Regions from separate parts of the Homo sapiens genome. Here region 1 is linked to region 2. Evidence: chromatin loops called from intact Hi-C (ENCODE). Cell type or tissue: mammary epithelial cell. All regions are shown on one strand. Links, peaks and the distances in the headings refer to the core of each region. The heading gives the core; the rest is flanking DNA.

Region 1 (5,387 bases), core at 231-5,230, 700 kb before region 2:
TTGTTGCTCTGTTTTCTGTTCCAATTACACTGTTCAATTAACAATTGCTCAGATCAAACTCCAACCAGAATTTTAGGGTCCAAGAGCATGTTGTCCATAAATAAACAACCAAGTTCTGGGGGTGGAGCTTTCTGGAAAGTGGTGGGCTTCAAACTAGTGTGACAATGTGAAGAGAAATGACAGGATGCATGGTTTTGGGGAGCAGCTAATATCAACTGGCTTCCCTGCTCTACATACAAACTGCTGATAGCTCTAGTGCAGGGGACTGTGGGTAAGCAGATGCCTTGATTCTAGCAGCACCCACTGAGCTTGTTGTCTATCTGGAGAAGTGGCTGGAGGAAAAAGCAACTGGAAGAGAGAATTATCCGTCATAGGGAGATTTATGTATTGGTTGTGTTCTTTGGTTTTCTCCCAACAACTCAAATGTTGGTGATCAGTTGACATGCTGGTAACACTACAGTGAGGAGTGAGAATATGCCTATGTTTCTGGGGAGATGTAGAAGTGATGAAAAAGGTGTCAAAGGGAAGGAGGTGGGAGAGAGAAGCAGCCCACAAATGCATGCTCTGTGTGCCATGGGTAGATAGTGACAGGTCTGAGCAACCAGAGTCCTACATCCTCCAAGATAACCTATCCCATGTCCTCCACAAATAGAGGAGCAGCTCAGCCTCCTTCTCCGACCTTTTCCATCACTGTTCCCATCCAACACTTTGGCCATAAGTATTTAAATAATTTCATTTCTTCTCGATGCACTCAGCAAGTTATCCTAAAGCACTTTCACACTTTAGTCCATTGCTCCTGTTAATTTATACACACATTAAAATCAAAGTCTAAAAAGATCTAGCTTTGAATGTATAGATCTAATCTCAGATACTCTGTATTTTGAGATTATCAAAATACAGAGTTATCTTATGCTTCATTACAAATTACTGCACAATATTGTGGTATAAAGCAACAACCTTTCGTTTGCTCACCATTCTGGGTGCTAGGAGCTTAGGCAGGGCTCAGAGAAGAATTTCTCTGCTCCCTGTGGTGTCACCTGGGGTTATTCACTCATCTGTGTTCATGAGTGGCTAGCCTGGGCTGGCCAGTCCAAAAAGGTTTCACTTGCATATCTGGCTCTTTGTGTTCTTGAATGTGGTCTCTTTCTTCTTGCATGGCTAAGAGATAATAAGACTCTCAGCCAATCCAGTAGCTCCTCTGGGGAAGTCATACTGCCATCCTTCACAGTGGCAGAGAAGGCTGCTCTGTTATGAAAGTCTCAGAGTAGTCAGATTTTGCTCCAGCTGTCCATTGTTTGTAACAGTACAATAATTTATGATAATTTCTCGTAGTATTGAGGTCTCTTATGTGGCTGCTGTCAGATATTAACTGGGGTATAGTTATGCTAAGGCTTGACTGATCTGGATACCCAAAAGCTTGGGCCCAGGACTGGCCGTTGATGTTGACTGTTTCTGGGAGCACAAATGTAAGCATCACTGGGAGCACCTACACCTGGCCTCCTCTATGTGACTTTGACTTCACACATCATGGCAGCTGGGTGTTAAGAGGGAGCATCCCAAGAGTGTGTATCTAGAAAAGTTCAGACAAGAAATTTCTAGGCTTCCTATGACCTGAATTCCAAGTGACACAGTATCACCCTGGCCACTCTCTATTAATCAAGAGCAAGTCACAGGCCCAGCCCAGATTTTAGCAAAGGGAACTCCTAAAGGCATGCATAATAGGAATGGCTGGTAGCATAAAGGAACGTCTTTGGCTACTGGCATCACAGACTTTTTATTTTATTTTATTTTAAGCTCTGGAGTAGATGTGCAGAATGTGCAAGTTTTTTACATAGGTAAATGTATGCCATAGTGGTTTGCTGCACCTACAAACCCATCACCTAGGTATTAAGCCCAGCATGCATTAGCTATTTTTCCTAACGCTTTTATACTGTTGGTGGGAATATAAATTAGTTCAACCACTGTGGAAGACAGTGTGGTGATTCCTCAAAGATTTAGAACAGGAAATACCATTTGATGCAGCAATTCCATTACTGGGTATATACCTAAATGATTATAAAGATACATTTTATTATAAAGATACATGCACATGTATGTTCAATAAATGCAGCACCATTCACAACAGCAAAAACACGGAATCAACCCAAATGTCCATCAGTGATAGACTGGATAAAGAAAATGTGGTACATATAACCTATGGAATACTATGCAGCCATCAAAAGGAAAGAGACCATGTCCTTTGCAGGGACATGGATGAATTTGGAAGCTATTATCTTCAGCAAACTAACACAGACTTCTTACATGGTGGCTTGCTTTCTAGAAGCAGGACTCTAAGAAGACAAAAGCACAAGCTGCAGATATCTTAAGGTCTGGCTCCTAAAGCCACACAGCATCACTTCCACTGCATTCTACTAGACGTCCGGTCAGATATATTCAAGGGAAGGAAAGATAGACCTCACCACTCCAGAGGAAGAGTGGCAAATTTTTAATCCTTGACATCCTGCTAAAACGATTATATATTAGGTCTGGGAAAAATCACAGATATTTCAGGCATTCTCATATAAGTTCTTTAATTGAAATAAAAATTGACATATGATAAAATATATGTATTTTTCTATTAAAAACACTAATACTGACCTAAGCCCCTAGGTCTTCTTCATAAAAGATTCCTGGCCACTAGAAATTTTCTGAGTAGATTTTCCAAGTTTTGATTTTGAAGAACTGGGGACCTAATAAACAGAAAATCATTTTGAACTCTCTGCTAATGAACACATAGAATATGACATTTTATTTGCCTTTCAATATATTGAGCAAATGCCTCAACTAATCATGTTAGCAGTAAACATCCTATAAGTAAAATGAACATGAGTATGAACTAAACAATTCTGAACTGATCTCTGTCCTTAGAAATATAAGATTTAAGTTTTCATGATTTTTACCCAGGTACATTTTTTTCTATTCATACTCTTTAATAAGACTGTTTAACACTTCTAAAATAAACTAAAATATCCTCTGTAACGTAAAATCTCACAGAACCTGAAAACTATACCTCTAGTAGGGTTTTTTTTTCTCTACAGGTATGCAAAACACATATTTTCTGAAACAAAGTGAATGGATGGGGGCATGAAGTCAGATGACAGGTAGTCATAAAATCAGATTCATTGTTAACATATTTGTTGAACATATTACTAAGTACTGAATGTTTTGTTAAAAGTTAGAAATAAAATCAGAATACAATCTGCCATTTTATTATAATTTTATTGTGATTTTATTTTTATATTTAATATTTTTAATCCATCTATAATATATATCTACAAGTATGAAAATATGTAACTTTCACTTCTAATTTGAAACATTACCATTATTGGCTCAATAGTTATAAAATAGGACTGATTCTGAGCTTCATGATTCTACTCCAGTATTCTCTGTTTTCTTTCACTCTTTCAATCACTGTAGCTTTAAAACATGTTTCTGCTTGATTTTTTATCACTTTAATATGTTGTTGTCATTTTAATATGTAATATAATAATAGAGGGCACTATTGTTAAAATTTGAGCTTTGAGGTCAGCCTGTCTGGATTTAGATCTAGGCCCCATCAGTTACCTGTGTAACCTTCGAGCAGTTACTTCATCTTTCCTTATCTGAGTTTAATCATATAAAAAGTGGTAATTATAATAATATTCATACCCAATAATTTAATAAAAATGTGTTTGCATTGATTAGAAAATGGTAGGTGCTGTAAAAATGTAACCAAAAATAGCCTAATACAGTTGAAGTTTATTTTTGGTTCCTATGAGGTCAATCGGTATTTGATTTGGTATGATACCATTCTACAGGATTATTCAGGCTGTACTCTTCAGGGAAATGGGAGAGAACTAAGATGATCTTGGGCGAGAGGATTTACACACTAGATCTTACAGTGACGCTTATCATCCCACTCACCTCTCATTGGATAGAATGTGATCATTTGCTTACATCTAACTACACAGGAGCCTGGGAAATGCCATCCAGCTGAGTTTCCAGGAAATAGAAAGGATTTAGTGAACTACTAGCTAGTATCTGCAACATTATACAAAATTCCTATCAAAATGTCTGATGCAAAAGTGTGTAATAAATATTAACCATTATGATTATCATTGTAGACATGCAGATATGATCCAGCACTCAGCCCTAGACCATTAAATGGATGAAAATAACAAAACGTGGCAGGTGATGTTATGTGGGAGTATAGCATACTAAACAGATCCATGACCAAGTCCAGCAGAGTCGAGAATGATTGCATTCCAATGAAGTAACAGTTAAAGGCATACTGGAAGAATGTCATACTGAAAGTAGAATTGGTCTCTTAAAAGGAAGGGGAAGAGAGTTTCAGGCAGTGAGGTCAAAGTTCTAGAAATGAGAGAGAAGAGACAGATTTGAAGAAATTGGGTAAGTTAGATGTAGCTCTAGTTGTATATGGAAGTAGAGAATTGAATAAGGAGAAAGTTGAGTCTAGAGTTGAAAGAAAGGAGGCAGGTCATGAAGGGTCTTAGAAAACCCTAAAGTTGCCTTGACTTTATTTTGAAATCAATGGGAAGTTAGTTGAGACTGAAGGAGAGTGGAAGATTTGAGAAGGAATGGATAATGACAACCAGAAATAGGTTGTGAGATGAAAACTGAGTTCCAAATTTGATAGTATTTTAAGAGCAAGAACCGACAAATGATAGAAAATCCTTGTAGGTTATGGGGCATGGTGTGGTCAAAACAATGGCTTTTTCATGATGAGAAGAAATTATCTTAGCCATAGAATGAATGAGAAGGAGTAAAACTAAGCACATTAGCTAAGAAGTTGTTAGAGTAGTCCAAGCGCATTGTTTTGAAAGCCTTCACTGTGATAATAGAAGACGGAATGAAAGGAAAGAAATGGAAGATCATCTCAAATAAAAATAACTGCAAGACCAAATCCTTCATTCAAAATTATTATAACAAAAAGTATAATTAACATCTTAATCTAAAGGAAAGAATCAGCCTTCGATTTTATAATTGATATCTCAAAACCAAATTCACTCCATAATAATTCCTTTAGCATCTACCATGTGCCTGGCACTGTGTAGGTACTTGGAATTGAAAAAATAATCAAATCATATCCTCCAAGAGTCCAAAGTCCAGTGGGAAAAATCACATGAATGCATAATTAGGATGCAGTTTGGCAAATGCTGGAGCAACATTCCATAAGAACACCAGAGAGTAGGGTTTTTTTCTTCAATGTCATATTGAGAAATGTTTTGTAACATAGGGCAGGGACCCCCAACCCCTGGACAGCAGACTGGTACTGGTCTGTGGCGTGTTAGTAACTGGGCCACATAGCAGAGGTAAGCATTACTATCTGAGCTCCTCCTCCTGTCAGA
Region 2 (5,387 bases), core at 171-5,170:
TGGTGCAGGCAAGCTCTGATAGTATCAGCTCACCTTGAAGTCGGGCAAACCTGAAGTTGAGCATACACTGTACAAGTATCAGAAGTTAGTGTCAATCTTAGAATGCGTTTGAACATCAAGCTGTAGGCAAATAGCAGAGCTGATATTGGGCGATGCTAAAGAGCATAGTCCATCAAGCAAGCTGGTGTCAGGAGTCTGGAAATAGAGGCCAAGTCCCGGAAGTCAAAGACATAGAACATATTACCAGAATGACCCTGAGTCTTTCTCACTCAGGTCCCCTTTTCTTCCTCCTTCAGTTTTATTGAGTTATAACAGACACACTATACAGTGCATAAATCTTACTTAAGTGAATGAGTGAATTTTTACTATTGATGTAACATTTCCATCAACCCCAGAAGGCTTCTCCTTACCCCTTCCTAGTCTACTCCCTTACCAGAGGTAACCACAGTTCTGCTTCTATCACCATAAACTAGCTTTGCCTGCTCTCAGATGTCACATGAATAGAATGCTATAGGATAGATTCTTTTGTATCTATTTTCTTTTGCTGCATATTACATCTGTGAGATTCATCTATGTTGTTGTATGTATAAGTAGTATACAAGTAGTTCATTCTTTTGTGTTGTCAGGCACTATTCCACTGTATGATTATATCCAATTTACTTATCCACTTGGGTAGATCCCAATGTCTTACTATCACTAATGAAACTGCTGTGTACATTTTTGTACATGTATTTTGATGGACATGTGTGCCCCCTTTCCTTGGTGAAAGCTTTCGGAGTAGAATGACTGGGTCACAGGGGAGACAAATATTTACCTCTAGGTGGTGCTGTCAAGTAATTTTCTAAAGTAATTGTACCAATATACACTCCTACCTCCTATGTATAAGAGTTCTACTTGACCCACAGCCTTGTCAACTCTTAGTATTATCAGTCTTTTTAACCCACTAGGGTAGTAGAATCTCACTGCGGCTTTAATTCGCATTTCTTATCTACGGTGCCCAAAAGTTGGCTGTCTCTTCCATGGCATCCTAAAGTTTCTACTTTACCTGACACATAGACAGTCACTCTGAACCCATGGGCGACCCCTGGCACTTAGAAACACAGTTAGCTCAGGACAGAGACAGATAAGGAGTGTGATAAACAGATCTTACTGTAGAACCTTAAGGAAACTGATGGCCACTTGACTCTGACACATCACTGACTTCAGCAGCCACTCTCTGTCCCAGAGTCTCTCCCGCTGAGGTGAAACTTCTAGATGCTTCTCCAGATCAAACTCCAACCAAGCGTTCACCTCACCCAGCAGAGCTGAGGAAGCCAAACTGCCAAGTGAGCTTGGAGAAGGGAGACTGTGAAGATGGCATGACACAGAAAACAATGCCCAGAGCATACAGTATGCAGATGTATGTAAATCATATATAAAAGCCAGAATGCAAGCCTTCAAGTGATAATGCTCTCCAGCTGTCCTAAAGGCTGTCTCCATTCCGGAGAACACCAGGGTGCGCTGGGGAACCAGCAGGCAGCATAGTTCAGCAAGAAGGGTATGGTTTTCCTCTTTCCTTTAATCTGGGAGCATGAGTTCACTAAGTCCCTAAGGATCCATAAAATGTGAAAGTCTGTTTTTTTTTTTTAATTGGTTGTCCATTTGTGTTCAAGTAAATGAGGCACAGCTTCTTCCAGTTGGTCTGCAGCTTGAGTCAGATGGCAAGAGAATGTCACCATCCGAGGCACCTGCTGCAGGCCTAGGAAGGGGCACGGCGGCTCTCCTGAGAATCTGGGATGGTGACCCAAGTATTTAACTCAGAATCAGTAGCCTGACTTGTGTCCCTAAGTGCCACTTATGACCTTGGGCAAGTAACTTCCTCTCTGTGAGCCTCATTTTTCCCATCTGTAGCATGAGCAGATTAGACTAGGATCAACTCTCTAAGGTCTCTAGATTTCTCTGAGCCTGTGATTCCAGGTAGAGTCCCTTCAATCTAAACGCTGATCAGAGTGAGTCATTCTGCCAAAGCACCAATGAATCCATTCCCACGTAGAGCAATTAGAGCTGCGCGAGTTCCTGCCACACGTCCAAGATGATAGAAAGCCCAACCCAGATTCTGTGCTGTATCATTGAGCATTAAGACACAACAAGGGCTCTGTTGCAGCATAATAATGCATGCCTGGCTGATTTATGAAGCATCCAACTTAGAAGCGCATTCTTCGGTAACGCCTTGTAATTTAGGCAGCACTCCATGAAAAACACAGGTAGTGGAGGCAGTTGTGCTCAGATCCGGTTACCTCCCACAACTTCCAACTTCCCTGCCCCTGTGCTGCCAGCCTTCATCTCCCCTTCCACCGTGTTCAGAAGCTTGGCTGCCCCTGCCTTGATCACACCTTTTTGCACAGCCAGTTCTCCCCAGTCTGTGGCGCCCCCTATTGGCTCTGGGATTTTGTCAGACGCTCCAGCTCTGCGTCACCAACTTCTAAGCTGAGCAATGGGAGCTAACGTCACTGTTGCTGTAACCCGTGAAATCTTAGCAATGAGGCCAGGCAGAAGACAACTACTACCAGAGAAACAGAGACATGAGCCTCCACCACAACCCATCTCCCACCCAGCCTAATTTTCTCCATAGCACTTATCTCTACCAATGTTTATATTTATTTTTACTACTTTTGTTGTCTGTCTTCCCCTTTGGACTTAAAGTCCAATGATAGCAAGGCCTTTGTTTTGTTCTTTACGGGATTCCAGCACCTAGAGAGTTGGCTGGCATTAAGGAGGCACTCGGTAATATTTGCCGAAGGAACCATTTATTCATTCAAATAAATAAAGATGTCAGGTGGTAGCAATGGCTATCGAGCAAACTAAAGCAGAGTAAAGGGGATGGGGTGCTAAGAAAATGAGAAGGTTGCTATTTCTGATAAGGTGGTCAGGGTGGGCTCTCTGCTAATGATACTTAAGCAGAAACCTGAAGAAGTAAGAAAATGAGCCGCTCGGAGATAAAGGGAGAAAATGTTTGAGATTGAACAGCTGATGCAAAGGCCAAGCAAAGCCTTGGCATGTTTACAGAGGACAGTGGGCTAAAACAGAGGGCAAGAGCAGAAGGTAATAAGGCCATGTGGTGTCAGGGCCACATCACCTAGAGAGGAGGTCAGCGAATCACGGCCTGTGGGCCAAATCTAACCTATCACCCACTTTTATAAGTAAAGTTTTGTTGGGACATAGCCATGCTTATTTGTTCACATGTTGTGGCTGCTTTCCTGCTGCAGCTGAGCTGAGTAGTAGCCACAGACGCCAATGGTCCACAAAGCCAAAAGTATTTACCATCTGCCCCTTTGCCAAAAAAAAAATGCCAGCCCCTCCCTTGATCACTGTAGGCCACTGTGAGGACTTCAGCTTTTTCTCTAAAGAACATGAGACACCATTAGAGGAGTGACATGAGCAGACTCACAATTTAGGAGGATTGGGATGGCTGCTGAGCAAAGAATAAATTGGAGGGGTGGAAGCAGGGAAATCAATTAGGAGGTGAAAAATGAAGGTGGTTGGGACTGGAAATGTAATCAGATCAGAAGATGCACAAAGTCTAGCCATTCTCACAGCCTGGAGTGAGCAGGGTGTGTTTTGCCCTAATAGATTTTGGCCCAAAGCATCTGGGTTTGTGGGAGGGAGTTGGGGAGTCATCAAACTGAAAGTAGGATGACTTTCATCCAAAACTGAAAGTAGGCAGTTTTTTCCAAGGCAGGAAAGAAGCCACAGCAATGGTGCTAAAGGTTGCAACGAGCTAATACCATTTTCCAGTGATCTCCTTCTGGCTGCATAGTCTGGGCTTGGGCTGGGGTCCAGACAAGACCCTGGTTCACTTCCTGGTACCTTTGGTGCCTCATGGCTTCCCTTACTAAGGCAGACACTCAAATGATTTGAGGGGGCTTGGGTACAGGCCCAGACAGAGGCGTGGGCCAGTGCGTGGAGTGACAACACTGATGAAAGATTCCAGAAGTCAAAAGGAGGTGACAACACAGACCAAAGATCGTAGAAGTCAAAAGGAAGAGAAAAGGAGGTGGTGCCAACAGGAGATGCTCAAAAAGAAAGTGTAAGAGGGTCTCACGTTCTTACAATCAGCCCATGAACTACCAAGACCAGGGACGGGGTTTCGCTTCCCACCATTGCCCTCTGCACACCACACACGCAGGCTGCCCTGTAAATGAGACATGTTTTGCCTGTCAGCTCTGTTCTTGATGTTCTTTTAACCAGACTTCTAACACACACAGTTATTTGAGAAGGGCTCGGTGAGATCATGAGGAAGTCTAAGAAGTCTCAAGAGAAAGGGAATAAAAGAGGAGTTTGGGAGTCTCAGAGCCCTGCACTTAAACTTCATAACTATAACTTATTAGCTGTGTGACCCACTGCAAGTTATTTAACCTCTTTGTCCCTCAATTCCATCACTTGGTAAACAAAGAGGATGAGACAGCAGAGTTGTTATGAGGATTGCAAATAATGGATAAGAAGCCCCTGGCCCATATCAGCAGCTATTATCGAAGGGGTAATATATTATTATATTATAGAAGGAGTAAAATTATAGAAGGAGTAAGCTTCATTTACCAGATGTATAATCCTGAGAAAAATAAATAGCCTTTCCCAGCTTCATAGTTTCCCTGTCTGTAAAATGAAGACGATATCACCTTTACCCTAGAGTCTGGGGATTCAATTCACTCAGAGCAAACTGCAGATATAAAGCACTTAGTGGAGTGTTAGCATAGAACAGACACTCCAGGCAGCCCAGACACCTTTGTTATTTGTGAAAGGTCCTCTGAAGTCAAGACCTTCATCAAGAGGGTAGGAGGGAGACTGACAGAGCAAGCAAGAGACCTCAGGTTCACAACAGGCCAAGGCCAGAGACGATCAAAGGTCAAGGGACCAGGACTGGTAGAGATGTAAGGGTGCCCACCCAACACAGAGCAGCCATGCCCAGTTGAATCCACGTCAACCCAGAACATGAATGGCTCCAATGGGCTTCGGTCCTGAATGGATCTTTCCTTCCCTTGCAAGATCCAGGGTTGTGGGGTGGTAGAGAACAAAGGAGTTGTGGTAGATGACCAGGAATCCCTGGGAGGAAGAGGGAGAAATTCTCCTTCCTTGTTTGCTCCTACTTCAGGCTTCCTCACACCACCGACAGGTAAGGGTTGGCAAGCCCTGGGCATTGCAAGGACAACACAGAGCAGGTGTCTGTGAATTCAAAAGTATTAAGGAATCTGAAGACTAGGAAGGATATATAAGGTCACCTGGGATTGCAGCAGCACAGTGGACAAATCTTTTACTCTCTCTGAGCCTGTTTCTTCATCTGTAAAATGGGGATAAATGGTCCCTGTCTGTTTCATAAGTTTAAATAGTTATGACATTTAGCTATGGTTTGA

What was found. A loop is a pair of places that touch in the nucleus more often than their neighbours do. Peaks named below come from ENCODE experiments on the same cell type or tissue, not always from the same donor. Only the 100,000 strongest peaks of a DNase experiment are listed, where the experiment ranks them.
Region 1: it touches region 2 in a loop (7-fold over the local background); 2 of 110 quality-filtered maps call a loop at or near these places.

The regions. Positions count from the first base shown.
Region 1 is chr2:220,690,106-220,695,492 of GRCh38, reverse strand. No RefSeq gene overlaps it. Among named protein-coding and RNA genes, the nearest start is that of MIR4268, 790 kb to the right of the region's middle. In mammary epithelial cell, for the core only: no CTCF peak of the experiment used is centred there; no DNase peak of the experiment used is centred there.
Region 2 is chr2:219,994,453-219,999,839 of GRCh38, reverse strand. All of the region lies in intron 1 of LOC105373891 (a long non-coding RNA gene), which reads right to left. Among named protein-coding and RNA genes, the nearest start is that of MIR4268, 91 kb to the right of the region's middle. In mammary epithelial cell, for the core only: CTCF peaks have their summits at 783 (motif pointing right), 1,497 and 2,406 (motif pointing left); no DNase peak of the experiment used is centred there.